Regions from separate parts of the Homo sapiens genome. Here region 1 is linked to region 2. Evidence: chromatin loops called from intact Hi-C (ENCODE). Cell type or tissue: GM12878. All regions are shown on one strand. Each heading gives the region's core, and the rest is flanking DNA. Links, peaks and the distances in the headings are about the cores only. Region 1 overlaps ANKS1B (ankyrin repeat and sterile alpha motif domain containing 1B). Region 2 overlaps ANKS1B (ankyrin repeat and sterile alpha motif domain containing 1B).

Evidence for each region. Hi-C counts contacts between places; a loop is a spot of excess contacts. Peaks named below come from ENCODE experiments on the same cell type or tissue, not always from the same donor. Only the 100,000 strongest peaks of a DNase experiment are listed, where the experiment ranks them.
Region 1: it touches region 2 in a loop (2.0-fold over the local background); 1 of 110 quality-filtered maps calls a loop at or near these places.

What each region holds. Positions count from the first base shown.
Region 1 is chr12:99,434,358-99,439,743 of GRCh38, reverse strand. The region is part of intron 11 of ANKS1B (ankyrin repeat and sterile alpha motif domain containing 1B); the gene reads left to right. Among named protein-coding and RNA genes, the nearest start is that of GARIN6, 210 kb to the left of the region's middle. In GM12878, for the core only: no CTCF peak of the experiment used is centred there; a DNase peak (open chromatin) is centred at 2,933.
Region 2 is chr12:99,378,959-99,384,319 of GRCh38, reverse strand. The region is part of intron 12 of ANKS1B (ankyrin repeat and sterile alpha motif domain containing 1B); the gene reads left to right. Among named protein-coding and RNA genes, the nearest start is that of GARIN6, 270 kb to the left of the region's middle. RefSeq lists a silencer at 2,036-2,135. In GM12878, for the core only: no CTCF peak of the experiment used is centred there; a DNase peak (open chromatin) is centred at 2,119.

The DNA of each region.
Region 1 (5,386 bases), core at 329-5,328, 55 kb before region 2:
AAAAGCTTCCCAACAGCTTTCCAAAAAAGTTGTTCCATTTTATAGTCACCAGTAGCAATGTGTGAGAATTTTCATTTCTCCACATTCTCGCCTTTTAAACTTTTTTATTTTAGCCATTCTTCTGGGTGTGAAATGATTTCTCATTATGGTTTTAATTTGCATTTTTTCTGGTGACTAATGATCATGACTACCTTTTTCTGTGGTTATTGCCAATTCTTAGATCTTCTTTTGTGAAGTATCTGCTCACCTCTTTTTTTTAGGGGTGTTCAGCTTTGTGATTGTTTATTTGTAGTAATTCTTTATAAATTCTTCTGTAACCCCACAAGATATGGGTCCTTTCTCAGGTGTATGCACTCTAAATATTTTCTCCTACTCTGTGATTTGCCTAAACATTTTCTCAAGTGCCTTTTGATGAGCAGAATATTTTAATTTTTATGTCAGATGTATCATTTTATTCTTCTATGGTTAGTGTTTTTGTGACTTGTCCCAGGTTGTAAATATATGCTCCCACTTTTTTCTAGAAGTTTTCTCGTTCTGGTTTTTATATTTAGGTCGATAATCCATCTCAGATTGCTTTGTGTATGGTGTGAGGTGGGGGTCAAGATTTAATTTTTGCTACAAGGAAAAAAATTGTTATTTACTGAGTTAATAATTTAGTATTATTTATTGCTTTCATATTTTAATTGTTTGTTGTTGGCATGTAGAAATGCAGTTGAGTTTTATATTACCATTTTAATTTTATTTAAATGCTAGAGTACTTGTTTGCTTTTTTAAAAAATAACTTCCATAGGATTCTTTTATGTCATCTTATAATAATGATAGTTTGACTTTTTTTTCTAATATTTGTGCCTTTTATTTCTTTTTCTTATTGCTGTGACTATAGTAAAATGATGCAATGAAGTGGTAAAACCAAGAATTATTGCCTTGTTCCCTATCTTTGGGGAAAGCAGACAATGTTACAGTGTTTCAACATTAACTACAATGTAGGCTATCAGTTTATTGCGTGTACTCTTGGTTCTGTTGATATGGCAGATTACATTGTTTTACTTTGGATGCTAATATAAGTAACACTTGGCTATAATGTTTTATACATTTTATGTAGTCTTTGGTGCAAGAGACACTTTGGATAAAGAATTAGCAGTAGATAGATGGATTAGGTCTAAGGGAGCCAAAGATGACTAATGATTTGAGCCTTGTTGATTGGGACTTTGGAATGCTACTAATAAGGATAGGAAAGAATTGAACAGATGTTTATTTTGATGAGGGAGAAGATGACATGATAAGTTTGGTTTTGTAGATTTACTGAACATGAAGCATGATATACAAATTGGAAATATTGGTATGGGGTTCTGGAGAGAGTTGAGGGCTTAAGGTAAAGATTTTATTCTCATTCGTAAAATTCAATGATGAAGAGAGATAGTACCAAAGACAGAATTCTGATAAATGTTTACACTAAAGGAGGATAATTATATTTTTGGAGTACCTAATATAATTTAATGTTCATGATTCTTTTTGGAATGGATATTTTCATTTTATAGGTGAGGAAGTTGAGAACCAGGAACTTAAGTGATTTCCTCACATGTACTTTAGAAAGAAGTCTTTAGCAAAAAAGAGAGAGAGAATCATTGAGAAAAATAAAAGAAGAAAGACAACTCTTACTGTGGATATAAAGAAAAAAAATTTTAAAGTGATTAGTCAACATTGTCAAAACTTCCAGGAAGATAGAGGAGAAGAGAGACCAAAATGTCACTTTATTTGGCAATTATGAGGGCAGAGACCTTCAAGAATGCAATTTCCTTCAGGTGAAGAATGTAGAAGCTTAAGATGAAAGGAATTGAAGAGTGGGAAAAGATACCCTGATTGTAGACTAATCTTTTTAGTAGTTTGATGGTAAAAGGAAATAAGGCAGTATGACAGCATGTTAAAGGATGAGCAGAGGTGGGGAAACAGTTTCTGGTTGCAGAGAATGAGAAAGAAGAGCCTAAAAGTTGACTGAAGAGACATGAATGATAGGGACTCAATTGTTAAATATTTTGTTAGGAGGTGTGTATACATCTAATTAATTCCAAAGTTCAAACAAACTAACATTAGCAGTTGACAGAGCACTGGATTCCTGGTCTGTGCTCTGGGTGGTGGTTTTAGCTAGATGGGTTTTTACACTCCTTTCCCTGTTTCATGATAGAAATCAAGTCTAAAATAGAAGGGGGCTCTTGAGAAGTGACCACGGGCAGAAAAAGAGGCTATTTTGGCACAATACCACAGACAAGTCATCTAAATGGGCTCAATATTGAACAGAGATTTTTAGCATAATGAGCATAAGAATATCCTAAGAAGTCAATCTGGAAAATTTGAAATTCTGTACTATCATCTGAATATTTGTGTTTTCCCCAAATTTCTATGTTGAATTCAAATCCCCAATGTAATAGTATTAAAAAGTGGGGCCTTTAGGAGAGGATTAGGTCAGATGGCAGAGCTCTCATGAATGGGATTAGTTCACTTATAAAAGAGGCCCATGGGAACTTGTTCACCCTTGCAACACATGAGGACACAGCAAGAACTCGGCAATCTGCAATCTGAAAGAGGACCTTCACCAGAACCCAACCAAGGTGGAAACCTGATCTTGGACTTCTCAACCTCCAGAACTGGGAGAGACCCCATAACTTTTTGGTATTTGTTAATAGCAGCCGGAAAAGACATTCCAATTGGCTTTAGATGTTCCTAGTACCATCCAAACCTCACCACTAACCCAAAACCTCATCCTAAATGGAATTCAATAGAATGAAATAACACCAGGCTGCATTCTTTTGCAGCTAAGGAGGGACCATAGCAAAAAGAAGCAAAGAGGCTGTAGAGGTAAAGAAAATAAGGAGAAAGGTCAAAGGCTCAGAGCTCTCAAGACACTAAAGGAGATGATTGGAGGAAAGATGAGTCATTTCTGAACACCTACTCATAATGGACCATGTTTAGATCAGGTACCTACTCAACCTGAAAGAAACATTTTGAATATTCTTCTGGACCTGTGTATGATTAATGAGCTAACAATAAAGCAGTTTAATAATAAGCCATAGCACCTCTCCCTGCCATTATTAACAGTTTAGAACTGGGGTTACAAAAAATTCTTGCCAAATCCAGAATAACATTTTTCTGGGCACTGTGGGGTTATAGAATACATATGCTAAATTTTAAAATTAGAAATGAGAGTGGGTATGTAAAAAACAGAGGCATATAACTTGGAAAGAGTACAGAATATTGTATTGGGTTGCAGCAAAAAATAGATAAGGAATAAAAAGAACTTCAAGGAGATAGTCTTTAAAAATATTTTTATTATTGAGTATTGAGTATTTTATTCCCATGATTGAGTATGTGTTTCATTTGTTTCTCACAAAAATTCTATCAGGTAGGTATATTTTTCCTTATTTTACTGATTGGGCCTGAGGCCACTGACTTACTGGAAGATCTCTGATTTCCTAACTTCAGTAGTTTTTCCATTAATGCTAATTAGCTCATTAGGTAGAAAATAATCGAGGTGGAATACTGATATTCTAGAAGGGTGAAGCTTCAGGAGAGAATAATAGTTTTGAAAAAGGAGGAAGAACAGAAACATAGATGGCAGTAGTATGTAGTCTGAAGGAAAGAGCCAAAGAAGACTGTATTCAGTAATTTCCAGACTTGCAACAAAAGCTGAGTGAGAAGAGAAGGCTAAAAACAGAAAGATAGACGTAATAGAAAATAATATTAAGTAAAACAAAGAGCGATTTGGAAAGGAAAAAAAATGAGAAAGAAGGCAACAGGACCCAACAGTCAACGTTGACAAATATGAATTTTTGAAGTAGTTTTGGACAAATATGAATTTCCTGGGAAGCTTTTTAAAAAAATACCTGAGTTCCACCCCTGACCAATTAAATCAGTCTGTCTGAGGGCAAATATTTTTAACCTGGTGTTCTTGGATAGGCTATGGGTGGTCTACACAATTCCTGGAATTATGTGCAAAATTTTGCTTGTAGGTGCCTCTTTAAAAGGAATTTAGTTCCAACCTTTCTTCTGTCACATGCACTCTGTATTACCCTTCTCACCCTCAGTTTTTCAGCAAAGTGAGAATGGTATTTGCCTTGCCTGCTTCTCAGGGGTGTAGTCAGACTCAAACCAGATAAAAGGTGCCATGGTGCTGTGTACATTGTAAAGCCCTGTAGTGGCCCAACTTGTTATTATAATGGTGATTAGATCATGTTTGCCTACAATTGAAATAAGACCTCTGAGAAGTAATGTTCTAACTCTCTGTGTCATCCCCAAGTAGCTCTGATCATGGCAACTGTGGATTTTAGAAAATGTATTTGGGAACCTTTTAAAGTTCCCTAAATCATTGGAACCTACTTAAGAAGATGTTGGCTACATATGGGGTGATACTCACCTTCAAGCATCTCATTCTTTAGATGCCTCTGCTTAAGTGAGCCACAGGAAGTATAAACTCCTGGAATTTGGGATATGGGAGGAGTCAGTGAGGATAAATGGCACAGTACAGGGTCAGGCTGACCTAATACAGGGGAGGGAAAAGCCGGAATCCAGAAAACAACCACTGTACATTGTATCTTCCATTGATGATTAAAATCACCTTCAATCCATATAGTGGTCATGCCAATTATATGCCAGTGGAATATTATTCATCCTCATTTCTATTCATTTGATGAAATTCCAGGTGAGTTTATCCTACAGGAATATGGAGAATTTTTGTTATTTGGCACTTTCTACAAGTAAAAAAATTTTTTCATCTTTTTTCCTAAACATGAAATGTAATTTTTTATACTTTGTGCCCACATTGCCAGTAATAGCAAGACTGTATTAATATTGTGTTTTCCTTTTGTGTTATTCAGGGGTTTTTCTCCCACATGCATAAAATTCTCAGTGGGTGTCATTGTTTGGCTCAGCTTTTTCCCCTAGAGCATGTCTAGACAGCCTGAATGAGAAAGCATAGATGCACATGTACCCCTGGCACCTAAAATAAAAATAGAAGAAGAGAAACAAAAGAAAATTGAGTTTAGACATTAACTTGAAGTTTTGGAAGAGATGCAAATGAATCATTATAAAGATGAGGAAATATTGATTAAATAGACATTTAATATAAAAGTATTTTCAAATCACATGAGTGGCTAAGAATAGATGTGCTATAAGAATAATGAAAATAAATGTGGTTATTAAAATGGTAATAAATAAATAAAAATATGTTCAAGGATGTTCATTATTGAAATATTTATTGGAAACCTTAATGCCTATTAGTAAGGATAACTTGTTAAATAAGCCATAGTATGTTCATCAAAAATGAAATACATCCTTTGTAGATATATATGTATTGGTCTGTAAAGCTGGTTAAATTTATTGTGTAATTAAATAA
Region 2 (5,361 bases), core at 1-5,000:
AAGAGTAGGCTCACCGTGGTTAGGAAACTTGTTTACAGTCACAGAACCAATAAGTTAGTGGAAGAGCCTGGACTAGACCTCTTCCCACTATACTGTAACAAGGATTCCAGGCTTTTTTATTCATGTAATTATTTATTCAGTCAATAAATATTTCTTGAGCTTCTAAGCATCAGACACATTACTATATACAGATAATACAGTGGGGAGCAAACAGACAAAATCTCTGCTCTCTTTGAGCTGAGAGTTCATTAGAAAATGTTGACGTTATACCAGCAATTTCTCTCTTATTTTGAGACAGGGTCTCACTGTGTTGCCCAGGCTGGAATTCAGTGGCACGATTACAGCTCACTGCAGCCTACACTTCCAGGCGCAAGTAACCCCCCAGCTTCAGCCTCTTGAGTAGCTGAGACTACAGGCATGCAACACCATGCCCAGTTACTTCTTTTCTTTTCTTTTTTTTTTTTTTTTTTGTAGAGATGGGGTTTCACCACATTGCCTAGGCTGGTCTTGAACTCCTGGGCTCAAGTGATTTACTTGCCTCAGCCTCCCAAAGTGCTGGCATTACAGGCATGCGCACTGCACTCAGCCTATGCCAGCAATTTCAATGAATCCTAATGACTGTTATGCAAGGACACATTTAGGTGATCTGGGGGAGTGTATGGCAAGAAAGCATTTTTAATCAAGGGCATCGGGGAAGACCTGTAAAGGGAGGTAATATTTTTGTCAAAACCTGAAAAGTGAGCAGGAATTATGTGGTCACAAAGGAGGGAAGACTATTCCAAACAGTGGCAGGTTTGGCAAAGATATAAGTGAGAACATGATATGGTCAAGGAACTGAAACTGATCTGTAAGAGCAAGATCAAAGAATGGTGAGAGGTGACTGCAGAGATTGGCAGGGGCCAGGTTGTAGAGGGCTTCATAAGCCATTTTAAAGAGTCTGGATTTTATTCTACAGGCAACGTCTGCTGCATTTTCATCGCCACATAAATAAGCCTAACCACAGGGTAAATCGGGTCTGAAATGTGGCTCTTTTCTGCTTATCCCATAGTAGGGGCAATTACCTTTTTTTCAAAATTCTCACAGAGGCTCATATAAGCTTGTGTTGGTCTTGGCGGGAAACCATCTAAGGTTTAGGCAACAGAATGATATCTGATTTGTATGTTTCCATGTTCACGCTAGCTGTGCTGTAGCTTTGCCTAAAGGAGGCAACCAGGATGAGTGAAACTAGTTGTTACAGGTAAGTCAGTAGCAGCTTAGATCAGGCTGTATCTCTGGGAAAGGACAGAGGGTAGATGTCTAAGATGTAGAATTTACTAGGCTTTTGATTGACTGTGAAAGCTAGAAGGGAAGTGGGTGGGAGGGGGCAGGGAGGCTGCTTACTCTCCTGGCTTGAGCAGGAAACCTTAGGGGCCTCAGGTATAATATATCTAAGACTTCATGTTGAGCAAAAACTACTGTAGTGATTCCATGATGGGAAGGTATCAAAATCAGTTGGAACAGAGGGCACAATAAAAGCATTTAAAAGTCTTTTGGGGCCAGCAGTCATGACATTACACTTAAAGGGATGGCTTGCTTTTGTGCAAGCTCTCTCTCTCTCTCTCTTTTTTTTTTTTTTTTTTTTTAATACAGAGTCCCACTCTGCAACCCAGGCTGGAGTGCAGTGGTATGATCTCAGGTCACTGCAAACTCCATCTCCCAAGTTCAAGTGATTCTTGTGCCTCAGCCTCTGGAGCAGCTGGGACTACAGGCATGTGCCACTATGAACGGCTAATTTTTGTCTTTTTGGTAGAGACAGGGTTTTGCCATGTTGACTGGTCTCGAATTCCTGGCCTCAAGTGATCTACCCACCTTGGCCTCCCAAAGTGCTGGGATTACACGTGTGAGCCACTGCCCCTCTTTCTTTTTTTCCTTTCCAGAAAAGCTGCATCTCTTTGATATGCTCATTTTACTTCTTAGGACTCTGTCTATTTCCATTTGGCTAAGTTTGTTCTAAAGGGACATTAGTTGTTACCTGACTTCAGTTTTAATTTAAAAGATGTAGGGAGCTGTAATTATGAAAGTGATTGGACATGTGGGCACCTGATTCATCTCCCTGAGTGGCATTATGACTCACCTTCGTTAAAGCAGTTTTGCTTTGCCTGATGCCTTATCGGTTTGAATTTTCTCTACCCTGTGTGTGAACAATAAGATAAGTTTCTCTCATGGGTCATTCACTGCTCTTCATCTCTACTATGAGTCAGATGTTTTGCATTTCAAAACATTATTCTGCCTATAATTTCCCTCTTTGTAAATTATGCAGAAAATTTCTACCAACAACAGATTCTCATTTACTGACTTTTTAGATTTGTATCTGTAAAACATGTTCTAGTTGCTTTGCCATAATTTAGTGAGCAGTTTTGTGGACAACAACAATTAAAATGAGGTACTGTTTTGTTTTATCATCATTGTCTAAACATCAAAGTGTCTCATTAGTTAAGAGCATAATCATCTGTAAGAAAATCCAAATAGTGACAATTAAGCAATGTGAAAGGTCTTCTTCATTCTTTGCTTCTAGTTGCAGTCGGTTTTCCACCTTTCACATTCAATCCCCTGGAAAGAGCTGTCTACACTTCCTGGACTCACTTTTGGATCTCTCAGTCATTCCTGAAAATTACTCCACTCTTGCACTGAAGTCTCAGTTAGGTCACCACAACTGCCTTTTCCTAAATGCAACGGACAAAGTCTTTATTTTACTTGACCAGTCTGCTGCACTTAACCCTTGAAACCCTCTGCATGTGCCCCTCCACTATCCTGGTCTTCCTTCTACCTCTCCAGTCTCCCTTTGTGAGCACCTCCACCTTGGTCTCTTCCTAAAAGGTACTGTTCTTCATGGCCCTAGATGGAATTCTTGTCTCATTCTACACAGTGCGTTGGATGATCTTAGCCACTTATATGGCTTTATTGCCAAATCGCATACTGATAATCCTCAAAGTTTTATCTCCAGCCTAAGCTGGAATTCCAAATCCCTGAATTCATCTTTCTTTTGACCATTCGACTCAGTTGTCCCAAAGGTACTTCAAAGTGAACATGTCTGTATTCGTTTCTTAAGGATGCCACAAAAAGTACCACAAACTGGGTGGCTTGATACAACAGAAATTTATTCTCTCACAAGTCTGGAGCCTAGAAGTCTGAAATCAAGGAGTCAGCAAGACCATGCTCCCTCCAAATGCACTAGGAAAGAATCCTTTCTTGCCTCTTCCAGCTTCCAGGTGTTCCTCCTCTTGTGGCAGCATAATTTCAATCTCTGCCTCTGTTTTCTCATGGCCTTCTTCTCTGGGTCTCTGTATCCTCTCCTCTTCTTATAAGGAGGCCAGTCATTGAATTCGGGGCCCACCTTTGTTAATTGGTTTTGTTTTTATTGTAAATTCATGAACTTCATGGTGACAGAGATTATGATTTCTACTGGAATCTCTAGCACCTATTATGGTGTTAGTAAATGAACTGTTGCCTAACAAATGTTTGTTGTGGAGCATGAGAAAGGAAGGAAGGAAGGAAGGAAGGAAGGAAGGAAGGAAGGAAGGAAGGAGGAAAGGAAACTGATCAACAAGAATTAATCTGAAAATTTGATAAACAAGCCAAAATAAGTTTAGGTGTGGCTAAATGTAATTTTTTTCTAATCAATATATCAACAAAATACATTAAGAATCAGTGAAATCTTAAGCTAATTTTAAATCATCCTTTATATTCCAGCAAAAATCCGTGGTTCCCATGGATTACAATTATGGTTTCCCATTGCCTATTTAACAACTGACTCTTTTTAGCCTTCTTTATTAATTAGAAAAACAAAGTTCCTGCCTTTCTTGATGCCACAGGATGTGATATTGTTTCCTAAATATTTCTAGAACATGTTTCTAAAAACTACAAAATTAAGCAATTAAAAGCATTGTAGCTCAAAAAAGTTTTTTAACTATTTATAACCTAACAAAATATATTTTGTAGGTGTCAGCCTGCAAGAATGAAAAGAAGCACCGTTTGTAATTTCTATGTGCTTACTTTTATAAAAACATTTGAGCAGCTCTACAAATATAGCTGGTGAAAGCTCTGATTGAATATTTAGGCAACCAATAAATTAAAATGGACCAGACATGAAGGGTTGTATCTACTTTGCCTACATTAAGTAATCCTCCCATGAGAGGATCTGTGGTAGACCTCTGAGCTTGTAATTATTGAAAATGCCCTTGGTTCAACTAAATCAGACAAGGTCATATCAATGCCGATGAGAACAAGAGTGGAAGTGCCTCATTTTCCCACAGCATTCATTATGTAGACAAATAAGGATTACTCCAGGGAGTTAACTATATTCTTTGCAAGAAGGCAAGTTCACAAAAGAGACTCTAAGTCTTGATATTTTGCTCTATTTTGCATTAGTGCTATTTGATGGTATGAAATTCATACAACTTTCAGAACACATAATTATAATATTCACTAATTAAACAGAAAAAGTCAATCAAATTAGATACAGCTAGGAAAATGTCTTAGCATAACCCAGTAGATCTGCCTAGATTTATTGTCATTAAATTATCGTAAGTAGACACTAGGATTCACAACTTAGTGTTTATTATTCTTCATCTATTTTTAGTTTATTTTGACAAGTGGCAGAAGATTCTAGCTTTACTATGTTGTACTTGTGTAATCACTTCCAAAGTCTTCTGTAGCAATTTTCTTCACTCAACAAGATTCATTTTTGAACTCCCAGTAATTTGAGAGGAGTTAAAAGTTTCCTTCCTTTCAGCAATAAAAGTCATCATTGTCAATTAGATTTTTGTAGGTAAATTATCTCTATAATTATTAAGAACTTTTCTAAATGTTTTGCATATTCTCACTAATTTAATTCTCACAACAACCCTAGGTAAGTACTATTGTCATGTCTGATTTACAAATGGGGGATGAAAGCACAGAGCATATAACTGACTTGCCTTCATTGATAGAACTAGAGGTGAGTGGAGCCATGATTTGATTCCATCCATTCTGATTCAGGGCTTGCACTTTGACCAACACATTATTCTGCCTCTCAATTATCTCTTTATATCACATTTGTGATATACTTTAGAAAGTACATACCACTTTCGCTTATTAAAATTATTAATCCACATACACTAGATCTTTTATTTTGTAATTCTTAGTCTGTAAATAGACCTCGAGAAGCAAACCTTTTATTTCTCTAATTAAGTTAGGTCCTTTTGCAGTTGAGTCTCCTTAAGTCAGTTTCCTTAAGCAAAGCATTCAAGTACTGTTCCTCTTGGTGCCTCCCACATATCCATCATGTAAAGGCCAGACGCATAGGTTAACCACAATAGATGCTTCCATTACAAATGGATGGAA